Regions from separate parts of the Homo sapiens genome. Here region 2 is linked to region 1. A link is an interaction called in ENCODE POLR2A ChIA-PET data of the cell type or tissue named here. Cell type or tissue: B cell. All regions are shown on one strand. Links, peaks and the distances in the headings refer to the core of each region. The heading gives the core; the rest is flanking DNA. Region 1 has its middle 14 kb from the start of SCAP. Region 2 has its middle 18 kb from the start of PTPN23.

What was found. Peaks named below come from ENCODE experiments on the same cell type or tissue, not always from the same donor. Only the 100,000 strongest peaks of a DNase experiment are listed, where the experiment ranks them.
Region 2: POLR2A ChIA-PET joins it to region 1 with 6 read pairs; 5 of 35 experiments call an interaction of 5 or more read pairs at or near these places.

The regions. Positions count from the first base shown.
Region 1 is chr3:47,486,865-47,492,241 of GRCh38, forward strand. No RefSeq gene overlaps it. Among named protein-coding and RNA genes, the nearest start is that of SCAP, 14 kb to the left of the region's middle. RefSeq lists enhancers at 1,349-1,850, 1,851-2,350. In B cell, for the core only: no CTCF peak of the experiment used is centred there; no DNase peak of the experiment used is centred there; H3K27ac peaks cover 612 bases.
Region 2 is chr3:47,360,151-47,365,527 of GRCh38, forward strand. No RefSeq gene overlaps it. Among named protein-coding and RNA genes, the nearest start is that of PTPN23, 18 kb to the right of the region's middle. RefSeq lists an enhancer at 2,197-3,396. In B cell, for the core only: no CTCF peak of the experiment used is centred there; a DNase peak (open chromatin) is centred at 2,781; H3K4me3 peaks cover 503 bases; H3K27ac peaks cover 426 bases.

The DNA.
Region 1 (5,377 bases), core at 96-5,095:
CTACCGGTATGTGCCCGACTAGCATACTGCTTTTGAGGTTCACCCATGTTGCAGAATGTATCAGTACTTTAATTCCTTTTTTTACTGCTAACATTCCACTGCACAGATAGACTACATGATGATTTTTATCATCAGTTGATGGACATTTGGATTTTTTCCACTTTTCAGCTATTATAATAAACACAGCTGTGAATATTCCCATGCAAGTTATTCCATGAAAGGGCCATATATGCGAAATGACCCCCAAATGCAGAAGGAGCTGAGAAACCAAAGAACAAGGCAGACAAATCCAGTTTATCAGCAGAGGGCAATTTATTAGGGAACTTATGGACACAAGCATGGTCTTGGTCAGCAACAAGTCAGGTAGATCTCCACACCATTATTCCCCAGACCCGGGACTTATATACCACAGGAAAAAGGGTATGTGCACTATAGAGACAATGAAAGGCAACCCTCTAGAACAGGCCAGAATGAGTTGCGTGATAACATCAAGGTTGCTTTGACCTAAAGGTAGGATATATTGTGAGTACATATTCTTACATTAAAGACAGTAAATAAACAAGGAATCAGGAGGCATTCACAGGACTGCGGTTAATCTGAGGTCAACATGGCAAATTAGCATCCAAGATGGAGTCACTTTTGTCACCACACAAGAGTTTGTGTAGAACTTTGTTTTCATTTCTTTTGGGTAGATAGCTATGAATTGAATGGGTTGAGTCATATAGTATTTATTTATTCATTTATTTATTTATTTATTTTGAGACAGGGTCTTCTCTGTCACATACTGGAAGTGCAGTGACGCGATGTCAGCTCACAGCAACTTCCACCTCCTGGGTTCAAGCAATTCTCGTGCCTTAGCCTCCTGAGTAGCTGGGATTACAGGCGTGTACCACCACGCCCAGCTAATTTTCTGTATTTTTAGTAGAGATGGGGTTTCACCATGCTGGCCAGGCTGGTCTCAAACTCCTGGGCTCAAGTGATTCACCTACCTCGGCCTCCCAGTGCTGGGATTACAGGCTTGAGTCACTGCACCCAGCCTAGGTTTAACATTTTAAGAAACTGCCAAACTATTTTCCAAAGTGACTGCCCCATTTTACATTCCCACTAGCAATGTATGATATGAGGGTTCCTATTTCCTCACATCCTTGTCAGCACTTGTTACTGTCAGTCTTTTTGATATAGCCATTTTAGTGGCTATGTAGTAGTATCTCATGGTGGTTTTTTTTTTTTGAGATGGTGTCTCGCTCTGTCACCCAGGCTGGAGTGCAGTGGCGCGATCTTGGCTCACTGCAACCTCCGCCTCCTGGGTTCAAGCGATTCTTCTGCCTCAGCCTCCCGAATAGCTGGGACTACAGGCTGGGACCACCAAGCCTGTCTAATTTTTGTATTTTTAGTAGAGATAGAGTTTCATCATATTGGCCAGGCTGGTATCGAACTCCTGATCTTGTGATCTGCCCGCCTCGGCCTCCCAAAGTGCTGGGATTACAGGCACACGCCACTGTGCCCAGCCCTCACTGTGGTTTTAATTTGTACTTCCCTAATAATGTTGAGCACTTATATACGCATGTTAGCCATTCCGATGTCTGCTTTGATGTCTATTCCAATATTCCGCCTTTTTTTTTTTTTTTAAAGAGACAGGGTCTCAGCCAAGCACGGTGACTCATGCCTGTAATCCCAACACTTTGGGAGGCCAAGGCAGGTGGATCATTTGAGGCCGGGAGTTCGAGACCAGCCTGGCCAACATGGTGAAATCCCATCTCTACTAAAAATACGAAAATTAGCTGGGCATGGTGGTGCATGCCTGTAGTCCCAGCTACGTGGCAGGCTGAGGCAGGAGACCTGCTTGAACCTGGGGGGCAGAGCTTGCAGTGAGCTGAGATTGTGCTGCACTTCAGCATGGGTGACAAAGCAAGACTGTCTCAAAAAAATAGGACAGCATCTCACTGCATCACCCAGGCTGGAGTGCAGTAGTGCAATAATTGCTCACTGACTGTTGCCTTAACTTCCTGGGTGCAAGCAATCCTCCCACTTTAGCCTCCTGAGTAGCTTGGACTATAGCCATGCACCACCACACCCAGGTATTTTTTTTTTTTTTTTGAGACGGAGTCTTGCTCTGTTGCCCAGGCTGGAGTGTAGTGGCGCAATATCAGCTCACTGCAAGCTCTGCCTCCTGGGTTCATGCCATTCTCCTGCCTCGGCCTCCTGAGTAGCTGGGACTACAGGCGCCCGCCACCGAGCCCGGCCAATTTTTTTTGTATTTTTTAGTAGAGATGGGGTTTCACCTTGTTAGCCAGGATGGTCTCGATCTCCTGACCTCGTGGTCTGCCTGCCTCGGCCTCCCAAAGTGTTGGGATTACAGGCGTGAGCCACTGCGCCTGGCCACACACAGGTATTTTTTTTTAAATTTTTTGTAGAGACATGATTTCACTATGTTGTCCATGCTGGTCTTGACCTCCTGGCCTCAAGGAATTCTCCTGCCTCGACCTCCCAAAGTGCTATGATTACAGGCATGAGCCACCATGCCCAGCTTGCTGCCCATTTTTTAACTGGATTATGTGTCTTCTTCTTCTTCTTTTTTTTGACATGGAGTCTCACTCTGTCACCTAGGCTGGAGTGCAATGGCGTGATCTCGGCTCACTGCAACCTCCACCTCCTGGGTTCAAGTGATTCTCCTGCCTCAGCCTCCCAAGTAGCTGGGATTATAGGTGCGCACCACCACACCCAGCTAATTTTTGTATTTTTAGTAGAGATGGGGTTTTACCATGTTGATCAGGCTGGTCTTGAACTCCTAACCTAGTGATCCACCCGTCTCAGCCTCCCAAAGTGCTGGGATTACAGAAATGAGCCACTGTGCCCGGCAAGTGTCTTCTTTCTTTTATTCTTTCTTCCCCCTGCCCTCCTCTTCCCCCCCTCCCCCCACCCCTTTCTTTCTTTCTTTCTGTTTTTGAGACAGAGTCTCGCTCTGTTGCCCAGGCTAGAGTGCAGTGGCAGTCTCGGCTCACAGCAACCTGCATCTCCTGGGTTCAAGCAATTCCCCTGCCTCAGCCTCCTGAGTAGCTGGGACTATAGGCGTGTGCCACCATGCCCTAACTTTTGTATTTTTAGTAGAGACGGGGTTTCACTATGTTGGCCAGGCTCGTCTCAAGCTTGTGACCTTGTGATCCACCCATCTTGGCCTCTCAAAGTGCTGGGATTATAGGCGTGAGCCACCACATCCAGCAAGTGTCTTCTTCTTATTCAGTTGTTAAGAGTTCCTTCCATATTCTGGATACAAGTCTCTTATTATAAATATGAACGCAAAATTTTTTTCAGGAAAACAAGTAGAATGAATAACTATTTCAGAAAAGGACTATTAAAACTGATATCACGAAGTGACCGGAAATAAAGACCAATAATAAAGAAAAAAATTTTAGATACTCTCCAAAAATGTTATTTTCTTGGCTGGGCGCGGTGGCTCACGCCTGTAATCCCAGCACTTTGGGAGGCCAAGGCGGGCGGATCACGAGGTCAGGAGATCGAGACCATCCTGGCTAACACAGTGAAACCCCGTCTCTACTAAAAATACAAAAAATTAGCCAGGCGTGGTGGCGGGCGCCTGTAGTCCCAGCTACTCGGGAGGCTGAGGCAGGAGAATGGCATGAACCCGGGAGGCAGAGCCTGCAGTGAGCCGAGATCGCACCACTGCACTCAAGCCTGGGTGACAGAGCGACACTGTCAGAAAGAAAAGAAAGAGAAGAGAAGAGAAGAGAAGAGAAGAGAAGAGAAGAGAAGAGAAGAGAAGAGAAAAGAAAGGTGGGGGGAGGGGAGAGAAAAAGAAAAGTTACTTTCTTTTTTTTTTTTTTTTTGAGTGGCTGAGATGACAGGCATGCACTACCACACCTAGATAATTCGTGTATTTTTAGTAGAGACAGGGTTTTGCCATGTTGATGAGGCTGGTCTTGAACTCCTGGCCTCACGTGATCCACCTGTCTTACCCTCCCAAAGTGCTGGGATTACAGTCATGAGCCACTGCACCTGGCCTACAAATTTTAAATGAGTTGAAATGTTATCCATATTTTAAAAATTATTTTACACTAGAAAGCACAGAATAGCAACTTCATTCCAGTGAGAAAGAAAAACATATTTTTGAGTCCTGAAGAATTAAGACACCATCAGAGATGAAACAGGAACATTACAAGGTCTTGTTCAAATAGCACTGCCCCCATAAATTCTTCCCCAATTTTCTGTGCCCGCAACAAAAAAGAAAAAAAAAATTAGGGGGAAATAATTGTTCTTTCCTATGAACATCAGCCTCATGTTAGTAGAATATTTTTATGGCCCATATCACACCTTATGATCCTGTTTTTCTACCCCTGTATTAGTCCATTCCCACACTGCTATAAAGAAATACCTGAGGCTGGGTAATTTATAAAGAAAAGAGGTTGAATTTGCTCACAGTTCTGCAGGCTGTATAGGAAGCATGGCAGCATCTGCTTCTGGGGAGGCCTCAAGGGAGCTTTCACTCGTGGTGGAAGGCAAAGCAGGAGCAGGTGTCGTATATGGCAGGAGCAGGACCAAGATGGGGTCTGGGGTGGCGGTGGGTAAGTGCTACACACTTTTAAACAAAAGATCTCATGAGAACTCAGGACAGTACCAAGAGGGAAATCCACCCCTGTGATCCAATCAGCTCTCAGCAGGCCCCATCTCCAACAGTGGGAATTAATTTCCACATGAGATTTGGGCAGGGACACAGACCCAAACTATATCAACCTCTCATTAGGCTACAGCAGTCTTTAGGATTGTTTTGGTTTTTGGTTTCAGGGTTTTTGTTTGTTTGTTTGTTTGTTTTTTTGAGATGGAGTCTAGCTCTGTCGCCCAGGCTGGAGTGCAGTGGTGTGATCTCGGCTCACTGCAAGCTCCACCTCAGCATCCCGAGTAGCTGGGACTACAGGCGCCTGCAAGCACTCCTGGCTAATTTTTTGTATTTTTAGTAGAGACGAGGTTTCATCATGTTAGCCAGAATGGTCTTGATCTCCTGACCTCGTGATTTGCCTGCCTCGGCCCCCCGAAGTGCTGGGATTACAGGCGTAAGCCACCACGCCCGGCCGGTTTTGGGTTTTTTTTGAGACAGTTTCGCTCTGCCATTCAGCTTCGAGTGCAGTGGCTTGATCATAGCTCACTGCAGGCTTGAACTCCTGAGCTCAAACAGTCCTCCCACCATAGCCTTCCGAGTGGCTGGGACCACACCACCATGCCCAGCTTTTTGTTGTTGTTGTTCAAGACAGGGTCTTGCTATTTTGCCCAGGCTGGCCTCCAAACTCCTGGCCTCAAGCAATCCTCCCACCTCAGCATCCCAAAGCGCTGAGGTTACAGGTATGAGCTACCATGCCCAGCCTTT
Region 2 (5,377 bases), core at 156-5,155, 130 kb before region 1:
CTTGAATATAAAATTTTCTTTTTTTCGTCTCAGCAAGGCAATTTACTTCTATAGAAGGGTGCGCCCTCACAGATGGAGCAATGGTGAGTGCAAACCTGGGCAAGGGAGGGGAAGAATTTCTCCTGCTGCTGTGTTGTTCCCCTATTGGCTAGGGTTAGACTGCACAGGCTAAACTAATTCTGATTGGCTAATTTAAAGAGAGTGATGAGGTAAGTGGTTTGGCAGGAAAAATGGTTATGGAATGAGTCAGGGTGGAGAATGAGTCAGGGCGGAGCAGGTAATTGAAATGAGTCAGGGTGGAGCAGGTAATCGGAATGAGTCAGGGTGGAGCAGGTGATGGAAAAAGGTTGCTTTATGAGGAAGTTAAGTTTAAAAGTAGAAGGCAAAGAATGGAACATACTGACATATTGACTCTTTGAAGAGAAATTTAGGACTCATATCTAACACCAGGACTTTGGGAGGCTGAGGTGGGCAGATCACCTGAGGTCAGGAGTTCAAGATCAGCCTGGCCAACATGGTGAAACCCCATCTCTACTAAAAATGCAAAAATTAGGCAAGATGCGATGGCTCATGCCTGTAATCCCAGCACTTTGGGATGCCAAGGCAGGTGGATCACCTGAGGTCAGGAGTTCGAGGCCAGCCTGACCAACATGGTGAAACACTGTCTCTACTAAAAATACACAAAAAATTAGCTGGGCGTGGTCGTGGGCACCTGTAATCCCAGCTACTCAGGAGGCTGAGGCAGGAGAATTGCTTGAACCTGGGAGGAGGAGGTTGCAGTGACCCGAGATCCCACCATTGCACTCCAGCCTAGGCGACAAGAGCAAAATGCCATCTCAAAAAAAAAAAAAAAAAAAATTAGCTGGGCATGGTGGCACATGCCTGTAGTCCCAGCTACTTGGGAGGCTGAGGCAGGAGAATGGTTTGAACCTGGGAGGCGGAGGTTACAGTGAGCCAAGATCTCACCACTGCACTCCAGTCTGGGTGACAGAATGAGACTCCATCTCAAAAAAAAAAAAAAAAAAAAAGATTTAATGAATGGCTTCTGGATTTTGGACTTGCATGGGGCCTGTAGCCCCTTTCTTTTGGCCAAATTCTCCCTTTTGAAATGATAATGTTTACTCAATGCCTATACCCCCACTGTATCTTGGAGGTAAATAATTTCTTTTTGATTTTACAGGCTCCTAGGTGGAAGGGACTCATCTCTAGCTAAGACTTTGGACTTGAGACTTTTTTTTTTTTTTTTTTTTTGAGTAGGATTTTTGCTCTGTCACCCAGGCTGGAGTGCAGTGGCTCGATCTTGGCTCACTGCAACCTCTGCCTCCCGGGTTCAAGCAATTCTCCTGCCTCAGTCTCCTGAGTAGCTGGGATTACAAGCGCGTGCCACCAAGCCCGGCTAATTTTTGTATTTTTAGTAGAGACAGGTTTTCACCATGTTGGTCAGGCTGGGGGACTTTTGAGTTAATGCTGGAATGAGTTAAGACTTTGGAGTCTAAGTGCTTGGGAGTTGATAAAACAATTTTTAAAATGAATAAATAAGTAGGCCAGGAGCAGTAGCTCATACCTGTAATCCCAGCATTTTGGGAGGCTAAGGTGGATGGATCACTCAAGTCCAGGAGTTCAAGACCAGCGTGGGCAACATGGTGAAACCCCAACTCTACAAAAAAAATATAAAAATTAGCCAGGCATGGTGGCATGTGCCTGTGGTCCTAGCTACTCTGGAGGCTGAGATGGGAGGAGCACTTGAGCCTGGAAGGTGGAGGTTGCAGTGAGCCGAGATAGCACCACTGCACTCCAGCCAGGGTGACAGAGCAAGAACTTGTCTCAAAAAAATAAAATTAGGCCAGGCACGGTAGCTCACACCTATAATCCCAGCATTTTGGGAGGCCGAGGCGGGTGGATCACCTGAGGTCAGGAGTTCAAGACCAGCCTGGCCAACATGGTGAAACGCCATCTCTACTAAAAATATTTAAAAATTAGCCAGGCATGGTGGTGGGTACCTGCAATCCCAGCTACTCCAGAGACTGAGGCAGGAGAATCACTTGAACCTGGGAGGCAGAGGTTGCAGTGATCCGAGGTCGCAGTGATCCGAGGTCGCACCATTGTACTTCAGCCTGGGCAACAAGAGTGAAACTCTGTCTCAAAAAAAAACAAAAAACAAATAAGATTTTAGGGGACTGTTGTAAAGGCATAATTGTATTTTGCAATGTGAGAAGGACATGAGATTTGTGGGGGCCATGGGCAGAATGATGTAGTTTGACTGTATGTCCCTACCAAATCTCATGTCAAATTGTAGTCCCCAGTGTTGGAGGTAGAGCCTGGTGGGAGGTGTTTGGATCATGGGGGTGGATCCCTTATGAATGACCTGGGCCATCCCCTTCATGATAAGTGAGCTCTTTCTCTGAGTTCCCACAAGATCTGGTAGTTTAAATGTGTGTGGCACGTCCCCTCCACCTTGTTCCTGCCTTCACCATATGACGTGCCTGCTCACCTTTCACCTTCTGCCATGATGGCAAGTTTCCTGACGCCTCCTCAAAAGCCAAGCAGATGCCAGGACTATGCTTCCTATAAAGCCTGCAGAACTGTGAGCCAATTAAACCTCTTTTCTTCATAAATTACCAAATCTCTGGTATTTCTTTATAGCAATGCAAGAACGGCCTAATACAAGTCACTTCCTGTCTTTGTCCCTCAATTTCCTCCTCTGTGTGAGGAAACAGGAAGAAGAATCCCTGCCCTGCGTATTCAGCTGCCACGTGAGGTAATAGTGCAGGAAGGGGAAACCGGAAACCCCCAAAGGTGTTGGTGAGACCAGTTCCCTTCCTGTCTGTCCTCTGAAACAGCTCTGCATATTCCCCCAAGCCCAGGACCTGAGTATAGTCTGGATCCCCAGACTTCGCTGGATGAAGCTCTAAATTTACCAGCCAGCTGGCTTTCAGGCCCAAGATTACTATCTTGTCTTACCTTCAGGTGAGAGAAACATTATAATAACATCAATAACGAACAGTAACCAAGCACTTGGTGCCTGTGCCAGGCATTCTCTCCTGCCAGCCATCCTTACAGGTATGAGGCAGGTAATACCTGCTTCCCCACTGTCTCCTACCCAAGCCTGGGCCCTTGAGACACTCACCGACCTAGCTAATGGGATGGCCTCCAGCAGTGGAAACGGGACTTTCCCAATTATCCCCATGGTAGATTTTTAAGGCCTGGGTGACAATCTCATAGCTCAACAGCACTGGGCCACCACTGTCAAGCCTGCCAACACTCACGCCCTCCAGGCCCCTGCCATTATCCCTTCTCTGATAGACTGCCACTTTTAGGAAGAAGAGATGTGTAACTTACTACTCTTTATATATAGATATTAGAATTCATCTCTTGAAATGATACACATTTTCTAACACCCCCAAAATGCCAGTAAGAATGATTAAAGGGCTGGGTGTCGTGGCACATGCCCATAGTCCCAGCTACTCCAGAGACAGAAGAGGGAGAATGCTTGAGCCCAGGAGTTCATCAGCCTGACCCCAACACAGCAAGAGCCCATCTCCACAAAAAATTAAAAAATTAGATAGGCATGGTGGCACACACCTGTAGTCCTAACTATTCAGGAGGCTGAGATGGGAGGAGTGCTTGAGCCTAGGAGTTAGAGGCTCAAGTGTGAGAACAGACACTCATAGCTCATGGCATAAGCTATGATCATGCCACTGTATGTATTTAAAAAAAGATTAAAGGTTGAGGGGATGGAAAATGGGATGGGATAGGAAATGGGGTGGGAAAAATAAAAATAAAAGCAGAGAGGGGGATTGCGCAGACCAAGGAAGATAGCATGTCAACCCACCCCCGATTAAGGCATAACTCCTTGTATATAAAATTAAGCACCAATCAACATCCTAACAATATCATTATTAGGGCATCTGAAAGAACGTTCACTAAAGTATGCTTATCTCTATGTTTCTTCTTTTAGCTTTTATTATTTGAAAACTTTCAAAATAATAAACTTTCAGTTTTACAAAAATAACAAAAGTATTTTAAAAATGCCCATGCGGAGTCTGCATTTTATTCCACAATACATCTGCAACTTTTTTTTTTATTTTTTTGAGGTAGGTCCTGCTCTGTCGCTCTGTAGCTGGGTGCTCTGCATCTGTAGCTACAGGCATGAGCCACCAAGCCTGACTAATTTTTTGAGGAGGCAAGGGTCTCACTATGTTGCCCAGTCTGGTCTCAAACTCCTGGGCTCAAGCAATTCTTCCACCTTGACCTCCCAAAGTGCTGGGATTGCAGGCATGAGCCACCATGCCTAGCCAGCTTTTTATTTTTTATTTTTTATTTTTTTTGAGACAGAGTCTTGCTCTATCGCCCAGGCTGGAGTGCAGTGGTGCCATCTCGGCTCACTGCAACCTCCACCTCCCGGGTTCAAGTGATTCTTGTGCCTCAGCCTCCCGAGTAGCTGGGACTACACGTGCCTGCCACCACACTGGGCTAATTTTTGTATTTTTAGTAGAGACAGGATTTCACCATGTTCGCCAGGCTGGTCTCAAACCCCTGACCTCAGGTGATCTGCCCGCCTCGGCCTCCCAAAGTGCTGGGATTACAGGAGTGAACCACTGCACCTGGCCAAATTATTATATTTTTTATGTTGAGTTGTCTATAAATGTTTTAACATTGAAATATTTTGTATTGGGCCGGGCGCGGTGGCTCACGCCTGTAATCCCACCACTTTGGGAGGCCAAGGAGGGCGGATCACGAGGTCAGGAGATTGAGACCATCCTGGCTAACATGGAGAAACCCCGTCTCTACTAAAAATACAAAAAATTAGCCGGGCGTGGTGGCAGGGCGCCTGCAGTCCCAGCTACTCGGGAGTCTGAGGCAGGAGAATGGCGAGAACCCGGGAGGCGGAGGTTGCAGCGAGCCAAGATTGCCCCACTGCACTCTAGCCTGGGTGACAGATCCGAGACTCTGTCTCAAAAAAAAAAAAAAGAAATATTTTGTATTAATATTTCCATGGTGGGGCAGAAACTCCAGTAAAATCAACCCTTTAGATGCTGCGGATGTGTTTGTTCAGGGACTGTGTACTCCCAATACATGACCCGCCGTCAGTTTGAGAAGCTTAGATTGTCCCCACCATTGACAGATGAGGAAAATGAGGCCCCTAGCCAGCTTTTTAAAATGTTCAATAGAACTCTTTTTATTGAGATAAAGTTTATGTACCATAAAATACGCCCTTTTAAAGTGTACAATTCAGAACATTGTCATCAGCCCCAAAAAGAAACTTTGTACCATTAGCAGTCATTCTCCCATGTTCCCCTCCTCTCAATCCCTGGCAACCAATCCACTCTGCCTTTATGGATTTGCCTATTTAGGACATTTCATGTAAATGGAATCG